2 separate regions of the Mus musculus genome follow, and region 2 is linked to region 1. A link is a loop called in an ENCODE intact Hi-C map of the cell type or tissue named here. Cell type or tissue: gastrocnemius. All regions are shown on one strand. Each heading gives the region's core, and the rest is flanking DNA. Links, peaks and the distances in the headings are about the cores only.

Evidence for each region. Hi-C counts contacts between places; a loop is a spot of excess contacts. Peaks named below come from ENCODE experiments on the same cell type or tissue, not always from the same donor. Only the 100,000 strongest peaks of a DNase experiment are listed, where the experiment ranks them.
Region 2: a loop joins it to region 1, with 2.5 times the contacts of the local background. A loop is called at or near these places in 4 of 42 quality-filtered maps.

Annotation. Positions count from the first base shown.
Region 1 is chr11:4,656,082-4,664,081 of GRCm38, reverse strand. It overlaps Ascc2 (activating signal cointegrator 1 complex subunit 2), which reads right to left. Exons shown (of 20, transcript NM_029291.2): 6 at 7,746-7,813; 7 at 5,757-5,867; 8 at 4,698-4,810. Among named protein-coding and RNA genes, the nearest start is that of Ascc2, 22 kb to the right of the region's middle. In gastrocnemius, for the core only: no CTCF peak of the experiment used is centred there; DNase peaks (open chromatin) are centred at 1,708, 2,010 and 3,232; H3K27ac peaks cover 1,546 bases.
Region 2 is chr11:4,495,913-4,506,999 of GRCm38, reverse strand. It overlaps Mtmr3 (myotubularin related protein 3), which reads left to right. Exons shown (of 19, transcript NM_001373897.1): 8 at 2,855-2,968; 9 at 7,907-8,112; 10 at 8,938-9,069; 11 at 9,551-9,662. Among named protein-coding and RNA genes, the nearest start is that of Hormad2, 60 kb to the right of the region's middle. In gastrocnemius, for the core only: a CTCF peak has its summit at 5,964 (motif pointing left); no DNase peak of the experiment used is centred there.

The sequences.
Region 1 (8,000 bases), core at 1-8,000:
GGGTAACTTCAGGAGCTGCACTCAGGAAAGCAGCCCACCTCAGAGACGGGCCTTTCATTGACCTGATGCTCAGCAGCCAGAGAGCTTGTCCCTGTCTCCCAGCACTGGGACACAGGAAGAGTACTCACACCCTCCACGGTGACATTGGTTCTGAAGAGAGCAAACTCAGGCTCTCACTTTGCTTTACTGAGTCAACCCACCCTCCCAGCCCAGCCCAGCCCATGGTCATTTTCTGGGGCTACCCTGGAACTGGGCTACTCCAACAGCCTCATGGGAAGTGACCATAACTTTGCCTATTCTAACAAGGTGACCAGAGGGTCTACACACGACTCCTGGGCTTGTGAAGGAGGCACAGGACTACCTTTCTCCTTGCTCAAAATTTGCCAATTCTATGAGCCCTAAAATGCACAGTCAGTTACCTATACATTTTTCTTACTTTGGCTCTAAGATATAAAGTAGTTTTTTTTCTTTTTGGGCAGGATTTGAAATCTCTACAAATTGTTTCCACGTGACAATGCAATGTATTTACTGAGAACAGGCTAAAATATGCTCAGGACTTACATACACTACACACTGTATTTGTTTTATGAACTGAGTTAGTTCATATATAACTAACATTTATTTTAGTTATGTGTGTATGCGTCTATCAGTTGGTATGTGGAAACGAGTACAGATGTTAGGCTTCCTACAACCTTTTGTCTCTTTTGTTTTTTGAAACAGGGTCTTACTATGTAACTTTGGCTGTCCTGGAACTCTCTCTGTAGACCAGGCTGGACTTGAACTCACCAAGATGGCCTGCCTCTGCCTCCTGAGTGTTGGGATTAAAGGTGTGCGCCACCACCCCCACCCCCACCCCCACCACCAGGCTGCACCGTAACTCTTAGTACAAGGTTACAAGCTAGATGTGGCAGTTCATGCTTGTAATTCTAGCTCTTGGGAATCTGAAGCAGGAGGATCGTAAGCTGGACGCCAGCCTGGACTATACAGCAAGACCCTGCCTTAACAGCAAAACAACTAAAAATGATGCACATACAACAGGGCTAGAGAGGCGGCTCAGGAGTTACAGTACTTGTTGCTCTTCCAGAGGACCTGGGTTTGGTTGCTAGGACCCACATAGTGATTCACAATGTTTGTGACTCCAGTTCCAGGAGATCTGATGCATTCTGTACTCCACAGGCACCAGGCATGCACATATGAACACACATGCATACAGGCAAAACACACTCATGGACAAAATAAATCTATAATTTCCTCAAAAAAATTATACATACATACATGATGAGTGCGTCACAGTTCCATATGACTGTATTTCCAGCTACGTGGGAAGCTGGGGCAGGAAGACTAGTGGAGGCGGGCGGCCTGGGAAGCAGCTGTCCGTTTCTCCCTAACCCCGACTGCAGCACTCCAGCCCTACCTCCTCACTATGTACTTAGCTGCAAGATTCTTCCTTCCAGGGGCCAGAGTTGCTGCACGCAGGACACGCTGCCCTGACACTGACAGAGCGGTTCTTTTCTAGGGTCTAATTCTTCCTCCGAGCATCTCAAGTCTCCCAGACTCAGAGGTGCGAGTAAGTGCCTAGTGTGGTGCTGAATTCACACAGGGGCTCGGCAAGCGCACCCTGCCCGGAGCAGGCTCTGCAGTGTCTACCTCACTGCAGCACTGCATGTGGCCGAGAAAAGCTGAGCCAAGAGGAACAAGCCCTTCTATGTACGGCATCAGCAGAGGCCAGAGAGGGCAGCTGGGCCCAAGCTGGTTCAACTCTTGCCAGGCTATGTTGTTAGTGGGAGGGTGATTTGGCAAGATGTGAGAATTAAAGATGCCATCTGTCCCTGCATTTCTACTTCTAGGAATTAATCCGCAAATATGCTTGCAAAGGTATGAAGTGCTGTGTGTACAATGTTATGTATTTTCAAACAGCAAACAACTGAAAAAAGCCACAAAAAATAAAAACATCTGTCTCTGGTGTCTAGTATGCCAGCTGCATCGGCTGCTCAGTCACCCTGGAGACACTGAGCCATCTCCCCGCCACAGCTTCCAATTTTTAAAAAGGGGGAGGGGTTAGAAGGGTAGCTCAGTGGTAGAATTCCTGGGTTTATAAGCATTTATAAAGGCCTGGGTTTCGTTCTCATTGCTGCAAAAGGAGAAATAATGTGCGCATCTTCCTATTTTGCACATCTCTGAAAAATCACAAACTAAGGACAGTGTTGATCTGGGAGGAAAGAACTAGAAAAGGGGGAGGAAGACGGTTCACCAGATAGTTTACATTGCTAAAAGGTTTTTACATTGTGTATATGTGTTTGTCTCTGTGTGAGTGTGTGTGTGTGTGTGTGTGTGTGAGTGACATGTGTAAGGGGGCCCACAGAAGCCAGGAGACCTGGAGCTGGAGTTACAGGGTGCAGGGAAGTGGACTCTGTCCCTGGCAGACAGACCCTGCTCTTAATTGCTGAGTCATTGCTCTTTTTTGAGTCCTGTCAAAGTGAAAGTACTACTGACTCATGACCAAGAGCAGACACTGCACACTCGGCTGAGTGGATGGGAGAGGAAAGTGAAGCAAGCCCTTTGGATAAGTGTGACCGCTAACCCAGTTCTGTGGGAACTGGGGTTGTATGTGTGGGTGTTCGTGTCTGCAGCACAGGCTGGGACAGGTTGGGCCGGCTGCAGGCTATAGACAGTCAAGAACAGTCACTTCTACAGTACATCCTTTCTTCCCTATACTCCAAGAATCTTCTGCTTTCACTGTCTCTTGCAGAGCTTCATCCCTCAGAAGCCATCTGTGCTTATTTGGGGAGATGCTTGGACAAAATGAGAAAACTGCTTAAAGTAAGTGAAAATAGGCAGAGTATAAAATGCCGAGAGCAATACAATTCCTGAGGGTGATTTCAGTTTCTGGTTTCCTATCCGTTTTACATTTCCACACGCTCTTTTATTATTAAAAATACCTCTTCTCCCCAAAGTGGACAGCTACAGTCCTACCCCAAGCCCTTTCTTATCTGGAGAATGCTGGTCAGCACTTTATTCTAATGACCCCTGGGGAGCTGAGCAACCCTAATGTCTGAGTATCGCCAACAGAGACCACAGAGGAGTCAGAGGACCAGCTGCCATCTCTGGCACAAGACAGAGCTAGATAACTGTTTTGTTGAAAATGGGTGGGTAAATGGCAGGATGGATGGAGAGGTGAGAGGGAGGGAGGGAGATGGACTGCTCCCAGAAGCTGCTGCAAATGGTTGGGATTGCCCGGCGAGAGCAACAGTTATAGGCCACTGGGAAGAGGCCAGCACTTTCTGTTGCCAGGCAATGAGCAGGTCCTTTCACTCTAGTCTGGGAGTGCCCAAGCCCACGTTCTCCTTCTCTCACGGCACATGCTAACTGGGCAAAGGTTCCCTTCTTTCCATAAATTCCTCTAAGTGCTTGTCCATCTCAGCACCCTCTTCGCTAGGACTCTCTGGACTGAAGCCTCCCATGTTTCCAGTACATAGGAATAAACCCCACTTTCCACAGCCTGTCAGCAAATATTTACTATTTTTTTACATCCTCATTTTATTATCAGCTCCCTGCTCTGGAGTCCTGGAGGCCTCAACTAGTTTATCAGGCTACACTCCACTCCCTGGTCCTTTCTCTCTGAAACAGTCTGGGTGTTGGTTTTTTGTTTGTTTATTTTGAGACAGAGTTTTTTTTTTATGTACCCCTGAAGATCCTGGAACTGTCTATGTAGACCACGGCTTATACTCAGAGATCTGCAGGCCTCTCCCTCCCAAGTGCTGGGACTAAAGTTCTATGCCACCACACCTGGCAGTTAGTTAGTCTGGGCTTTTTGTACATTTCACATCTGCTTCAACACACCTCCTGTCACCAGAACCTTTCTATCTTGAAGACTTGGATCCTTTCTCTTCATCTGAGATTCTGAGACCAGGTCTAGTTATATTGACCAAGCTAGCTTCAAATCATGGGGCTCAAGTCACTCTCCTGTCTCAGCTAGCTTCCTGAGGAGCTGGGATGGCAGGACAGCCAGTGCACCAGGCTTCCTGCTTATTGCTCAAGGATGTTTTTATGAGTCATTCTCCTTTTGCACACCTCTGCTGTTTCCTCATTATGCCAGTTCTTACTGGCTGTCACTGTGTCCCCTGATAAGGTACACAAAACAAACAAGGCAGACTTGAAACTGTCATCTTGCTGTGGGTTTTTTCCCCTCTCTTATCCCATTCTTAGTTACAATTGCGAGGGCTCCTCTCAGCAGAAGTTTTATCTATGTTTCTTATTGTGTCCCCAGGCTGGAAGACAGGCTGGTGTATGTATATATATATATATATGTGTGTGTGTGTGCATATCTATATCTATCTATCTATCTATCTATCTATCTATCTATCTATCTATCTACACACACATACATATACACACACATATACATGTATAATGCATATATATGTATGTATATATATATTTTTAAATGATTTATTCATTGTACATTGGTGTTTTGCATGCATGTATGTCTGAGTGAGGGTGTCAGGTCCTCTGGAACTGAGGTTACAGACAGCTGTGAGCTGTCATATAGTTGCTGGGAATTGAACCTGGGTCCTCTGAAAGAGCAGCAAGTGCTCTCAACTCCAGCCCTTGTCTAGTATATTCTAAGGACTACATCAATATGTATTTGAGTAATGTATGGACCAGAGCCCTTACTTTAACCAGAAGTCCCAATGTACCTGTAACAAAAGTCATGTTTCTGGAAGGTTTGGCAGGCCAAAGGAAAGATGTCCAGAAAGGCCCAGAGTGTGGTGGAGGTGTCACACAGGTAGAGAACAATGTCCTTTAATTCCTGTTACCAAGAGAAGACATAGCATTACTCTTTCCAGCCCCACAGACAGCTCTGCAGAGGGCCTAAATCATAACTGACAAAGCCAGAGTTCTCAGTAGGTACGAAGATACTTGGGAGGAAGGGGGTGGGGGGTGGGGTAGAGGCATCTCTGGGAGGGTAACCTGGGCCACCTAATCATTCTAAATCTCAGAGTTTGCTACATTCAATGATAGCTAAGGTCATCTGGAATTCTGATATAGTCTCTTCTACCTGTAGGAAAATGAACCAGAATCTGAACACTGGGCCCAGAGAGAGACCAACCAGCCTGGTGAAGACTTGTTGACATTTGAAAGACGGTCCACAGGACACAGGGGGTGGGGCAGGTTGGGTGGCTCCTGGGTTCTCCATGTGACAGGTAAGGAAACAGAGGCTCGGAGTACTAAGACGATTTGCTCCCACAGCCCCTGGCATGTATGCTTCTGAAACTCTGGCTCAATGGCTATTTTCTCACAGTTGCCTCATCCCAGCTGTGTGTTTGACTGATACACACTCAGGCTCCTTACATGCTCACTTTCTGTATGTCATGCTCAGGAGTAAGATGGTACCATGTCTGCTTCTGCTTGCTGCTTTATCCTCCACACTCAGCACAGGACCTGGCATACATTGGCGGTCCCTCAGTACAGACTCATGAGCCTGTCGAGCAGAACTGAGGACTAGACCCAGTTCTCAAATCCTTATGTCTTTTTCTTTTTGGTGCTCCAAAAAGGTTTCCCAGAGAGGAACACAACCTACTGAAAAGCCTCTTAGCCCACAGGATAGGTTAAAACACAGATTAAATCCAAGGCAGGGGGCAGGGGCGGAGAGGAAACTGCTGTGCCTGTAGCACTGGCAATCTTCTCAGCCCAGGGCATCCAGCCTCTGGCTGAAGGTCTCAGCCAGAAGCAGCTGGGATCAGGGGCAACCTTACCAAGAGAGGCATGTCACTGGGGGTCAACGGACTCCTCTCCCCGAGTTTCTGGGGTGTGGTGCTGGTCCCATCCCCTTGCAAACCACAGTGCTGGAGGATATTGCTGAAGACCTGAGAAAGGCGCATAGGGCTCTCATCCACATCCTGCTGAACAAGCACCTAGAATCCCCATCCCACAACTAGAGACAGGTGACCCAAGAACTGCCTTAGGACCTAGAGACAGCATCAGGTGGGATGGTGGACAGGATTCAACGTAAACCATGCAGGGCTGAGGGTGTGGCTCAGTGACAGACTGCAGGCCAAGTACATGGAAGGCCCTGGGCCCCAGGCTGGATGTGGGTACTGCATACCTTTAATCCTAGCACTCAGAAGGTAGAGGGAGGTGAATCTCTGAGTTCAAAGTCAGCCTGGTCTACATAGCCTGTTCTAGGCCACAGTGAGAGCCTGTCTCAAAAAAAACAAAACCATGAGTTCCATTTTTAATAACCATACATGGAACATACGTATAAAATATAAACCCCCAAGAATCTTCAGTCTATGATTTGACTGATTAGGCTGAGAAACACCTTCGGTAATATTTAAGAGTTTTTTAGATCCTTTATAGATGACTATAGGATAATTTTTATATGTGTGTGTATACATATATATGTATATATACACACACACTCTCTCTACACACACACACACACACACACACACACACACACAAACACACAATTTTTTGAGTTGAGTCTCATGTAGGTCAGGATGCCTTTGATCTCGCTGTGCAAACAAGGATGGCCACCTTGAACTCTTAATCTTCCTGTCTCTCCTTCCTAAATGCAGAAATTATAGACATGAGCTATCACATTCAGTGGTTATAGGAATTTTGTTAAAACAAAAGACAATTAACAAGACTCGAAAATAGGATGTCATAAAATCAAGCAAGGCTAAATTGACAGTGTTATCATCAGTCTGTCTGTCTGTCTTTCCTTTTACTTATTTGTGTGTGTGTTTATAGGCATGTGTGTGAAACTCGGGGGACAACTTGACTCCTTCCACTCTGGGTTCTGGGGATCAATAAGGTCCTAAGGCTTGCTGGCAAGCATTTTGACATACTAAGCCATCTTGCCAGGGCATGTGATCTTCATTTTTGTACTTAAAATCTTAATTTTGAAGCTGGGCATGGTGGTATATACCTTTAATCCTAGCATTTGGGAGGCAGAGGCAGGTGGATCTCTGTGAGTTTGAGGCCTCCCTGGTCACATTGAGTTTCAGGACAGAAAGAGCAATGTTGAAAAACTCTATCTCAAAAAATAAAAAACAAAACAAAACACAAACCCCAAAGGAAACAAACACACACACACACACACACACACAGAAAACAAACCAAAAATTTATTTTTGTTTTTTTGAGGCAGGATCTCACTATGTAGCCTTAGTTTGCCTGGGAACTCAAGATAATCTCCTGCCTTAGGCTCCCAAGAGCTGGAACTACAGGCATGAGCCACCACACCCAGCTCCTTTCAGCTTTTGAACATTCCTCATATTTTCTACAATATACATTAATCTTTCACAAAACGGTTTTATAAACCCTCACAGTTCCAATCTGAGAAATGCAGGTCTCTGAAAGGAGTAACTGTTAGCTGCTGGGAAAGGAGACAAAAGACCAACCAAAGCCTTTGTATGAGGGCCAGATAACCTCCAGATGCCAGTCTTGTTCAAGGATGGCAAAGGGGGAATTGAAAGGCAACGTAGCCAAGGGCAGGACAAAGACAATCTGGGGGATGAGATCTTCCCCTTTCCCCTCCTCCTCCTTTTCCCTCTCCCTCTCCCACTGAGGACAGAGTCTAAGGCTTTGCACACGTTAGGTAAATGGCCTACACTGTGCTACGTTTCCAGAGGAGTCTGGGAAAGCAAACATTTCTATCAGGTTCCTCAAGAAAAATCCAAAGACTTTTCCTCCCCATACCTAGCTTGCTCTCCCCTGGGCAAGGATAAGAGGTAGTACCTGAAGTATGGTGGGAATGGTTTCATCCAGGTCAGTATAGTAACTTGGCTGCTGGGTAAATATGTTTCCTAAAAAGAGAAGAGAAAGGGAAGAAGTGCGGAGAGGTCAAGAGGTCAAATACGGATTGGACATATTAAAATTGGTTGCGTATGTTCTGTGACCTTTCTCCCTTCCTTAGCTGGCCTATAGGGAGGATCCAGGATGAGTCTTGGTCTCAGACCCAGCTCATACTGAGCGTTGTCCGCATTGAGAAAC
Region 2 (11,087 bases), core at 1,803-9,802, 160 kb after region 1:
ATTCTAGGCATATACTAGCACACCCAGCTTTTTACATGGGCACTGGGGCTCTGAACATGGATGCTCATGATAGCGCAGCACAAGCACTTTTCCTACTGACTTCATATCCCCAATTCCTCATTGCTAATCTTAATGACAAATGTCCTCAACTGTGATCACTAAATGCTAAAACTATTATTAAATTCATTCATTACCTGTTTCCTTAAAACTTAACACATGTAAGTACTTTGGTGAGAGAGGGTGGCTAAATACTGGGATTTTGTCAGTTTCTGTGAGGAGAATGAGATGAATATATTCTACTCGTATGTTCCATCCTTTGATCTTTTTCTGTCACCTCAGATTATAATACCCATTTTCTTGGTCTTTTTGTGGTTGGCCATTTTTCACTGGAAAGTCTTACTCACTGCAACTCTTCACATGGGGCCTTACCAAGAAGTTAAGAACCTGGAGGTTACAAAGACTCGAGAGCTTCCCATGGAGCTGTTGTCAGAGGCAGGTTGGAGGACAGAGTAGCCATAGAAATCTGAGCTTAGGGCTGGTGAGATGGCTCAGTGGGTAAGAGCACCCGACTGCTCTTCTGAAGGTCCAGAGTTCAAATCCCAGCAACCACATGGTGGCTCACAACCATCCGTAACGAAATCTGACTCCCTCTTCTGGAGTGTCTGAAGACAGCGACAGTGTGCTTACATATAATAAATAAATAAATAAATAAATAAATAAATAAATAAAATCTTTAAAAAAAAAAAAAAAAAGAAAGAAATCTGAGCTTACATAGGCTTTGCTGACTGGAACCTTCTTTTCTTCCACTGGAACTGTTTACCAACAGTGAGAAGAGCTAACTTCTGACTAGAACAGGTGTAGTGTCTGCTGGACAGTGAGCATAGGAATCGCCAGCTCACAGGAACAAGTCAGCCTCCGGGACTGTGAAACATTTATTCTACTGCTAACAAATGAGAGCCATATCTAGTCTTGAACATAAAACAAAATAAAAAGAACAAGACAAGCTATTAGAGTAGTTGCTGTGGTCACTGTCGCAGGTCATTTTAAAGAGTTTGAGCAGGACAGTGTTGGTGCACGCTTTTAATCCCAGCACTTGGGAGGCAGAGGCAGGCAGAGTTCTGAGTTCGAGGCCAGCCTGGTCGACAGTGAGTTCCAGGACAGCCAGGGCTATACAGAGAACCCTGTCTCGAAAAACAAAACAAAACAAAACAAAAAAAGAGTTTGAATGGGTGTTAGGAAGTTTGCGTAGCTTATTCTCAATCGCAACCATCCTTCTGGCTCAGTGGCTTTTAAATTTCTGGTTCTTTATCTTCTGGAAATGGGGAGGAAAGAACGAGGTGTAGTGTTGAGTAATCAGAACCCTTATGTCTCAAGTCTCCTTGTGATGCATAGAGGAGGGCAGGGTGATGGAGGTGATGGCATCTTAGTTAAGGTTTCTATTGCTGAAATAAAACCCATTACCAATAAGCAACTTCAAGAAGAAAAGGTTTATTTTGCTTATATTTCCACATCATAGTCATCAAAGGAAGTCAGCACATGAACTCCGGGTAGGAACCTCAGGGCAAGGACAGAAGCTATCGATAAGTACTGCGTACTGGTTTACTCTCCATGGCTTGCTCAACTGATTTCTATACCATCCAGGATCACCTGTCCAGTGGGCTGGACCCTCCCACACCATTCATCAGTCAAGAAAATGCCTATAAGCCAGTCCAATGAAAGAATTTTCTTAGCTTTTCTTCTCACATGTCCCCTAGCTCTTGTCAAGGTGACATAAAAACTAGCCAGCACAGATAGTTTTTGAGTTTTAGGACTAAATTTCATACTGCTTTCAGTGTTCAAAAGGAAGATTACCTAGTGATAGTGTCCTGTGAATAAAATAAATCTGACTAGAATGCAAAAACACCTTTTGTTTTAAAATGAGCAAGCAAGGGAGTGAAAGTGCGAGGAAGAGAGAACAGGAAATAGTTTCTTCTGACGTGTATTTTATAGAAATCATGGTTAATAGCTTGCTCACATTACTAATTTGGCTCATTGGGATTATTGGTGTGTATGGCATCTGTATAACTCCTGGCTGTACTTGTTACTGAAAATTAGGACATCCCTGGACCTGGAGAGATGGCTGAGTGGTTAAGAGCACCATCTGCTCTTCCAGAGGTCCTGAGTTCAATTCCCAGCAACCACATGGTGGCTCATAACCATCAATAATGAGTTCTGATGCCCTCTTCTGGTGTGTCTGAAGACAGCTACAGTGTACTCACATATATAAAATAAATACATCTTTTTTAAAAAAAAAGAATTAGGACACTGGTTCAAGTTAGGTGAGAAGTTAATCTGAAGAGGCGATCTGACTTCGTCCTTTTCGTGCTTCATTTTGACAAAGAGCCTGGAAGACTGAAGCTAAGAGAGGGGACATAGATATTTCTTTCTGTACTTATACACACGCACACAATTTACAACAGAGAATTTTTATGGAGAAGGAGACTGTCCCTCAACTCTCGTTTTTTTCATTGTTAGATTATCAGATTCCAAAAGGCAGCACCAGATTGAACCATCAAAGATAATTTGTATAATATAAGCAAACATTATGGCTGCCTATTCTGGTAAGGAGACCAAAACAACCTCAAATAATGCCCCCTTGATTTCTCGTCTGCCATTTTTTTTTCTCCTGTGCTAGCGAATGAATATTGGACCTTGAACATGCTAGGCAAGCACCTCACTGCCTTTTTAACTGGCTTTGTAATGGCATGAATAGTGTTCCTGTGCCAGCTCATGTCCTATCCCTCTGCCCCTCTCTCACTCCTCCATCTTCTCCCCTTTTCTTTCCTTCTTACCACCGTTCTCTTGTTTCCAACAGATTATGTGGTAGTTATCCACAAGAGCTCATAGTGCCTGCTTGGATCACTGACAAAGAGCTGGAAAGCGTGGCAGGCTTCAGATCCTGGAAGCGCATCCCTGCTGTCATCTACAGGTATGTAAGCAGACCAGCTCCAGGTACTTCTCCCTACTGCTCACTGTCCTGACAGCTGCTGACCTGGCAGCGACAGTCCCTGGCAAGTGCATGCTTCCTTGTTGCTAAAGCTGTGTCTACAGAAAGAAAAACACCAGCACTCACTGTGTCCAGAGCAGAAGCAGCTGGCAATGCAGGGGAACCCTGATGAGAATATTTCAATAGAGCAGTGCTGGGCCACCTGTTGCAATGCACAGCTTTAATCCTAGCACTCAGGAGATAGAGACGGGTGGATAACTGCGACTTTAAGATTAGCCTGGTCTATGTAAGAACTTCTAGGATAGGCAGGGCTACTATACAGGGAGACCCTATCTTTAAAAAAAATAAAAATAACATTTTTTTCTTATATTCATTGTATTTAGCTTCAGATGATTAACAGGACTTTTGTGTTGAAAGATTGGTGAGATTTAGAATAGAGCTCAATGAACTCTAATGGTGTTTGTGATTGTCACTTTAACATGTGACATGTGGAAGGAAGGACTCTTGTTTTGAGATGAATTAGAATCACTTGTGGCTAGACAGAAAGTTTCAGAGACACAAGACATGAGAGCTATAGAGTAATATCTTGTGGGGAGACATGAACAGCCCTCTATAAATCCCAGATAGGACACTGACTACAGACCTAAGAAATGGTTCCACCTGAGGCTGTCTTGCTGACCTCGGGGAGCTTCTAAGGTCACTTCTAGGAGTGTGTGTGGGTAAAGGATGAGCTGGAGGGCTATAGAAGATTCAGAAGTAGCTGTATCACTGGAAGACTCCCCAGAGTGGTAACTCGTGACAGCCACATTATTGGCTTTAGCTAGACACTACAGACATGTCTACCAAAGTTTTCTTCCCCAGCAAGTGTTTGCTGCTGTTACAACCCTTGGAGAGCTGCATATGTCATGAGCTTCTTACAAGCCTTCCTCTGCCTGCATAGGGGTTTTTACTATGAGGGAATGGTATCTATATAAGGGCTAAGGGTGCACATTTTAAAAAGGGGTTGGTGATACACAGATGTGCTATAGTATGTAAACGAGGTCCTCTTAACACTTTAATGCCTTTAAGTGACATTTGAAATAGAGTACATACTTAAGCACTAGCTTTATAAGTTAGTGACCAATTTGCTGTTACACAGTCATGTTAAATTTTTAGGAAGTCGTATTATGTCTTGTAATGTTAACATTCTCCATTTTACTTTGTGGTTTGTAGACCTTTTAGACTGACCAAAGTGAGCCAAACAATGGCTTAGTTAAAAAGTACCACACCAGGACCTATTGCACTCCAATATTGAGGCTTTAGGAAGGTATATTTCTTGTGACAGTCTTGGGAAGGTAACCAGCTTGTTCATTTAGCCTATCGAAGGCAAGTTCTGATGCCACCCTGAATACTGAACGTGAAGGACACTGCCTGTGGCTCAGTAGGACCCATTAAGCCTTCAGTGTCCATTTTCATCAGTTTTGTTTTCAGACACCAAAGTAGGTCACCAAATTTACCTGTCACTCAGGCACTGAGAATGACATGGAATTAGAGAACAGGAAGCTAAAGGGATTGGGAGGCTGGGAAAGCAGCTGGCTGCTGGATGGACCAACAGCTGTGGTAGATCGACTGCCTGGCATTTATGAGACTTGTGACTTGGAGCAGAAGGGGGAAGTACTCTTTCTGAGTAAAAGGCTTTCAGTAAAAGCCATTTTTCTTCCTTTAGGCAGAAAGCTTAAGTATGCTAGCTAAGAAGAGCTCCTTAGAATACGTTTTTGTTTTTTAATTAGCTTTTTTTTCTTTCTTTTCTGTAATTCAATTCTGGAAGGTGTGAGTTCTAGGGTTGCTCATTCTAGATACCTAGACTATGTGGATAAGTAGAAATTGTCACCATCAATCCTTGAGAGAAAACCTGCCAAGATTGTGGTTGAAAGTTCTTGGTATAGTTCTGTAAATCAAGCAGGCTTCCTGGAGCTGCTCTCTATTGAAGGGCATGTGTCTTATGTCTCTTATCTCAGAATTGGATCCCTGTGTTGTTTAGTTTTGTTGGGGGTGTCTTGAAGAATGTTCAGGACACTCCACCACTTTTCAGTGCCAGCAGAGATGATGTCTTATTCAGTATGATCAAGGCAACTCTTACAAGAAAGCATTTAACGGGGCTACAGTTTCAGAAGTTTAGTTCCTTAGCAGCATGACAGTAAGCATGGCTGCACTCAGGGCTCTAGAACAGTCCCCGTGAGCTACTTTTTGATTTGCAGGCCAAGAGACAAGAGAGAGGGACAAGGTTTGGCATGGGTTTTTTTTTTTTTAAACTTTAAAGCCAATCCCCAATGATGCACTTCCTCCAACAAGTCACACCTGTTCCAACAAGGCCACAGCTTCTAATCCTTCTCAGATAGTGGCACTCCTTATGGCTAAGCATTTAAGTATATGTACCTGTGGGGGCCATTCTCATTCAAACCACCACAAATAGCAAAATGCCCCTAAATCCAGCATTTCCCAGATTTAGTTATGTGTGGACTGCAGCAAAGTCATTCGCAGCAGTTACTTTGCAATACTGGCCTGAACCAGTACCTGATTAGAGCTACAGAGTTGCTCTAACACAGCAAGATCTTGAGAGACTTCCATCTGTTGTGCAGCTTACAGCATCTCTGTGTGCATGGTGATCCTTATCAGATAGAGAGCTTGCCTGACCATTGGATTAGAGGCAGTTAAAACCATTGCATCTTCATGTACAATGGAAGCATTCCATGTTTAGTAAGTTTTTTTTTTTTTACTAGACCTTTTACCTTTTTGTATTTTAGCAAGTTCTGTTTGTTAAGATGGTAAAATGTCTGTTTTATCTAATTTTCTTTTTTCTTTTAAATTTTAAAGTGATTGTAACTTTTGTCATTGAGTGGGCTTTCATGCAATACAAAGCTTTTTAGGAGATCAATTACTGCTACTTGTAGTGACCCAGTTGGCCCTGAAAACCCAAGACCAGAGTGCCATCTGCTGTTCTGCCTCTGTGCTAGGAAGCCTTGCAGAGACAGAGGCCTCTCAGGAAAGGTCCCTTCACCCTTTTCTGGGAAGTTTGCAGTCATTTCAGATCTGTGGTTTTCAGCCTGATAGGGAGACGCAGCAAAAACCATGGAATTTCACATCATTTGTTTGATTTGAGTGTGAGCCCATGCGGTGTTGGTAATGATGTGTTCTGCGAGCTGTTCGCAACTCAAGGTGAGGTGGGATTGAAAACCTCTAAGCAGACTACTCTAGTGGGATTTGCTACCACCACATTTAATCTAGTGCTTGTGAATTTAAGGATTATATTTTCTCACATTATTTCCTAAAAAAGGAAAAAGGAATGGAATACTGTGTTCTGTGTAAACCCATCTCTACTATCTGTGTGCAGGTTTGCATGTGCAAATTCAAGAGCATTTTAAAGAATATGAGCATTTTCTTCAGTATATAGAATTGGTAGAATATTGCTTACCAGATTTTGTAAAGTATTTCTTGGGGCTGAAGAGTTGGCTAAGTGGTGAGGAGCACATGCTGGTCTTCCAGGGCAATGGAGTTTGGTCACCGGCACCCCTCCCCCACTGGACTTCACAGCTGCCTTCAGTTGTAGCCACACACACACACACACACACACACACACACACACACAGAGCAAAAATATTTTTTAATTAAAAGATTTATAAAATTTTATTTGTTTAGTGTGTGTGTGTGTGTGTGTGTGTGTACAAGCACACATGCCACAGCACATGTGATCCAGCTTTGTTGAGTCAGTGCCTCCTTCTCCGTTTACATGAGTTCAGGCATGGAGTGGGTCCAGTGCTTTAACCACTGAGCTCTCCATTTTTATAGCACTTCAACCTTAAGGAAGCTTTAGGTATGCTAATACAATCTAGCAATCTTTACTACATTACATTTAGAGTTGTGCTAACCCACCTCTACAAACAGTGTTACTGTATTTTCATTGAACAGAATGAAACCTCACACTCATTGGCAGTCATTCCTTACTTCCCCAACTGCTCTATCCCAAGCTAGAGCCAGGAATGCACTGTTTCTCTAGATTTGCCTATTCTGACTAGGTAATACATCTTAACAACTCATGTCCTTTGTGATGGGCTCACTTCACTCTATGTGACACTTTCCAATTTATCTATGGCATAGCATGGGTCTAAACTTTGTTTTTTTACAACTAAATATTACATTTTTCCAACTTTTTAATTGACATGCTGGAAAACATGAAAATTTAGTAGCATCTCAGAGTGGACTCTGAGAATCATTTCTGGCTTTGGAAAAGAATCTGTCAGAGTATAGTTTGCTGGGTTGTGATTTCTTCCCTCTGAGATGCTTGAGCAAGCATGACTGGGCATCGAGCACTGTGTCCATAGTAAGACTAACTTGTGACACGTGACATCTCTGGAGAGCTGTAAAAGGATTTCACTGTAGGCCAAGAGAATGTTGTATTTGCAGAGATGGGATGTGTTTGGAAAGAATCATCAAGCCAGCAGTAGTGAATATATGGATACTGCAGTAAACCTTCAGAAGTGAGGCAGAACAGTTTGTTTTGTACCTTAGCAGCTTTATGTGTTGGATTCAGTATCAGAAATGGGTGTTTGTGCTTAATTATTACATAGTAGAACTGGTATAATATTTATAGATTTTTTTTTTTAAAATCTTATTTCCCAAAAATAAAGATTCAGAATATCTAAACTGTGAGTGCTAGTTCATTTTCTCTAAGAATATTCTCTTACCGTTTGTTGGTAACTTTACAGAGAGCACTATCATGAGATGATGATTGAGAAAGCATCAGGCTATTTACAATCAATTTCCATCCTTTTATGAGTGCAGAGCATCAGATGGGGCCTTGAAACAGTACACTCAGGAGGGGAGGGGATGAGGGGCTTCCAGATGGGAAACTGGGGAAGGACACTCACTGTTGTCTCCCCACAGGCACCAGAGCAATGGAGCTGTCATTGCCCGCTGCGGACAACCGGAGGTTAGCTGGTGGGGCTGGCGAAATGCTGATGATGAACATCTGGTGCAGTCAGTGGCCAGAGCCTGTGCTTCTGACTCTCAGTCAAGTATCAGCAAGGTTTCCACTCGGAACAGTTGTCGGGACTTTCCCAACGCAGGGGATCTTTCAGATGTGGAGTTCGGTAAGGTGCTCACTAGGCCCATGCAGCAGTTTTTTAAAGCATCCGAAAAGCTTATCTTAAAGTGCCTTTTCCTTAAATGATACAATGTTAAATCAGAGTTTTTGAATCTCTGTCCTGGAACTCACTATTTAGACCAGGCTAGCCTTGACATCACAGAGAACCGCCTGCCTCTACTTCCTGATTGTTGGGGCATACATCATCACACCTGGCTGTATAAAGTTACTTTTCTTTTTTGAATATGTATGTATGTATGTATGTATGTATGTATTTGTTTGTTTAATGTATGTGAGTACACTGTAGCTGACTTCAGACACATCAGGGGAGTGCAGTCAGTGCTTTTAACTACTGAACCATCTCTCCAGCCCTAAAGTTACTTTTATAAGAGAGAATTCAGTGAGTTTGTTTGAGGAGGGACAGGTCTTGACAAAGCACTGGAAAATCTTTTGTTTCAAGGCAAATGTTGTCTTCCTTGCCATTGTGACAAGAATGAAGTAATTGGATGAGGATGTGGGTTGTCTCCAGTCTGTGGAGAAAAATACCTGCTTTTATGAAAGGACTACAGGGGTAGAAATGAGGGTAAGACATTAGGTGAAGTGGGAGTTTCATCTAATGTGCTTTGGGAATTGGTTTTGGAAAATAAATCCTTATCAATTTCAAGAGGCAGAGGGTACACTGAAGGCAAGAACCAGGTCTGGCTAGGCGGCTCCATTGATTGGAGTTCATTTTGTTCTGTTTTTACTGTAATATGTGCCTCTGGTACTAGATAGTCACAGTTCTAGGAGAGCTGGGTCTGCTTAGTTTTTATCCCCTTCTTGATGCCTGCAGATTCCTCTCTGTCAAATACTTCAGGAGCAGAAAGTTTAGCTCTCCAGCCCCAGAAGCTTTTGATCTTGGATGCACGCTCCTATGCAGCAGCTGTGGCAAATCGAGCCAAAGGAGGAGGCTGTGAGTGCCCAGGTGGGTGTATAGTCTGTCCCCGCATCATCTGTCCTTGTCAGTGCCCCTCACTCACAGCCTAGGCTTCAGTTAAAGTAAATGGCAAAGCGCGTTCTTTGCCCTGCATCCAGAAAGCCAGGCCGTCTCTCTGGATCCTTGACCTCTGTGAGCTTTGGCTGAGGTGCAGACCATCTTCCTCCTGTGTACCAACCTCAAGGATAGGAAAGCTGGTCTCTGCCCACAGGTCTGTAGAGGCTCTGTTTCTCAATCTGTTGTCTCTCACAGTACATAAGTGAATCACTAGCTTCCTGCCACTCCCACGGACTTCTTAGAAAAGCGGGGTCAGTTGGAGGTAGTAAATACAGAGCTCTAGTGTTCCGCCCTTTCTGACTCTGCCACGGCCCTGCTGTTTGAGTGCTGCTACTTTGCTGCTTTTACATTTGCTGGTGAGATCCTTAACTTGAATGTATTGTGGGTTTTTTTAAATTGTTTTTCTCTACAGAGTATTATCCTAACTGTGAAGTTGTGTTTATGGGAATGGCAAACATACATTCTATCCGGAGGAGTTTCCAGTCTCTGCGGCTGCTGTGCACACAGATGCCAGATCCTGGAAAGTAAGGCTTGGCTTTAATGCGTATGCTTCTTTTGTTGTTGCCGCTGTATTGCTGGGTTTGGTTTGGTTTGATTTTAAATGAGTTTAGAGGTATCTTTTGTTTGTTAGTGACCCTTAGTTATACTTTTGATCCCTGTTGATAGTCTTCTTGGCCTAGAAGCTGTTTTTTTCTACAGCATAGAACATCAACTGTGGAAAAAATAGTCCAGCTCCTTTGCAGAGTTTGTGTTGTTGTTGTTGTTTTTAATTTATTTTTGAAATTAAAATATAATTACATCATTTTCCCCCTCCCCTTTCTCTCCACCCCTATTATAATGTGTGTGGCTATTCAGGCTTTCTATGTCTGCCCCAGTTCCCGAATAACAACTCGGAGGCTTATCATTTACTAATAAATGCCTACTTTGTTTCCCAGCTAGCCCGTAAGTAATTATCCTGTTATTCTATTCTATCTCTGCCACATGGCTGGTTACTTCTCCTCAGTTTCATATGTCCGACTTCCTCCAAGCCCGGACGGAGAAAACTCCTGTGCCTGAACTCTTTGCCAGAGTTCTTCTCTCTGCTAATGTCCCACTTTCTAACCTCCTCACCTTCTTGGCCATCAGATTTTTTTTAATTTTGACCAATCAGAAGGTGCCTTAAGCAGGCAAAGAAGGAAAGAGACACATCTTCACATAGTACATATGCCTACAATGTGTGTGCATATTTCTAAGTATATAAATATTATCTGTTCAGTCCATATAGTGTTACTTTTTTTTTTTCAGGACTGATCACTTGGTATTGGATAATCAATTTGGAGGCTCTTTCCAATCTAGTTATTTCTTAGTTGACCTTTAGTTTTTGTTTGGGGTACCCAGCCTCACTGGTACATGGGTAACACAGTTCTGTCACAGGGTTTGGATGTGCAGCACATAATAGATCTCAGGCCTCAGAACAGAAGCAGCAAACCCTTTTCTGTTGGTTGTTGCCACAATATGAGTGCCACTCATGTACATGGTAGCAGTCAGCCCTGAGGATGAAGCAGTGTCTGACTCTTAGTCACTATTCTGTTGCTGTAAAAAGACATCAAGACTGGACTTAATGGTTAAGAGCACTGACTGCTCTTCCAGAGGTCCTGAGTTCAAATCCCACCAACCACATGGTGGCTCATAGTCACCTGTGACAAGATCTAATGCCTTCTTCTGTTGTGTTTGAAGACAGCTACAGTGTACTCATATACGTAAAATAAATAAAATCTAAGGAAAAAAAAAAGGCATCGAGACCAAGGCAGTTTTCTCCTCTCCCTCTCCCTCTCCCTCTCCCTCTCCCTCTCCCTCTCCCTCTCCCTCTCCCTCTCCCTCTCCCTCTCCCTCTCCCTCTCCCTCTCCCTCTCCCTCTCCTCCCCCTCTCCTCTCTTTTCTTCTCTCCCTTCTCCCCTTCTCTCCTCTCT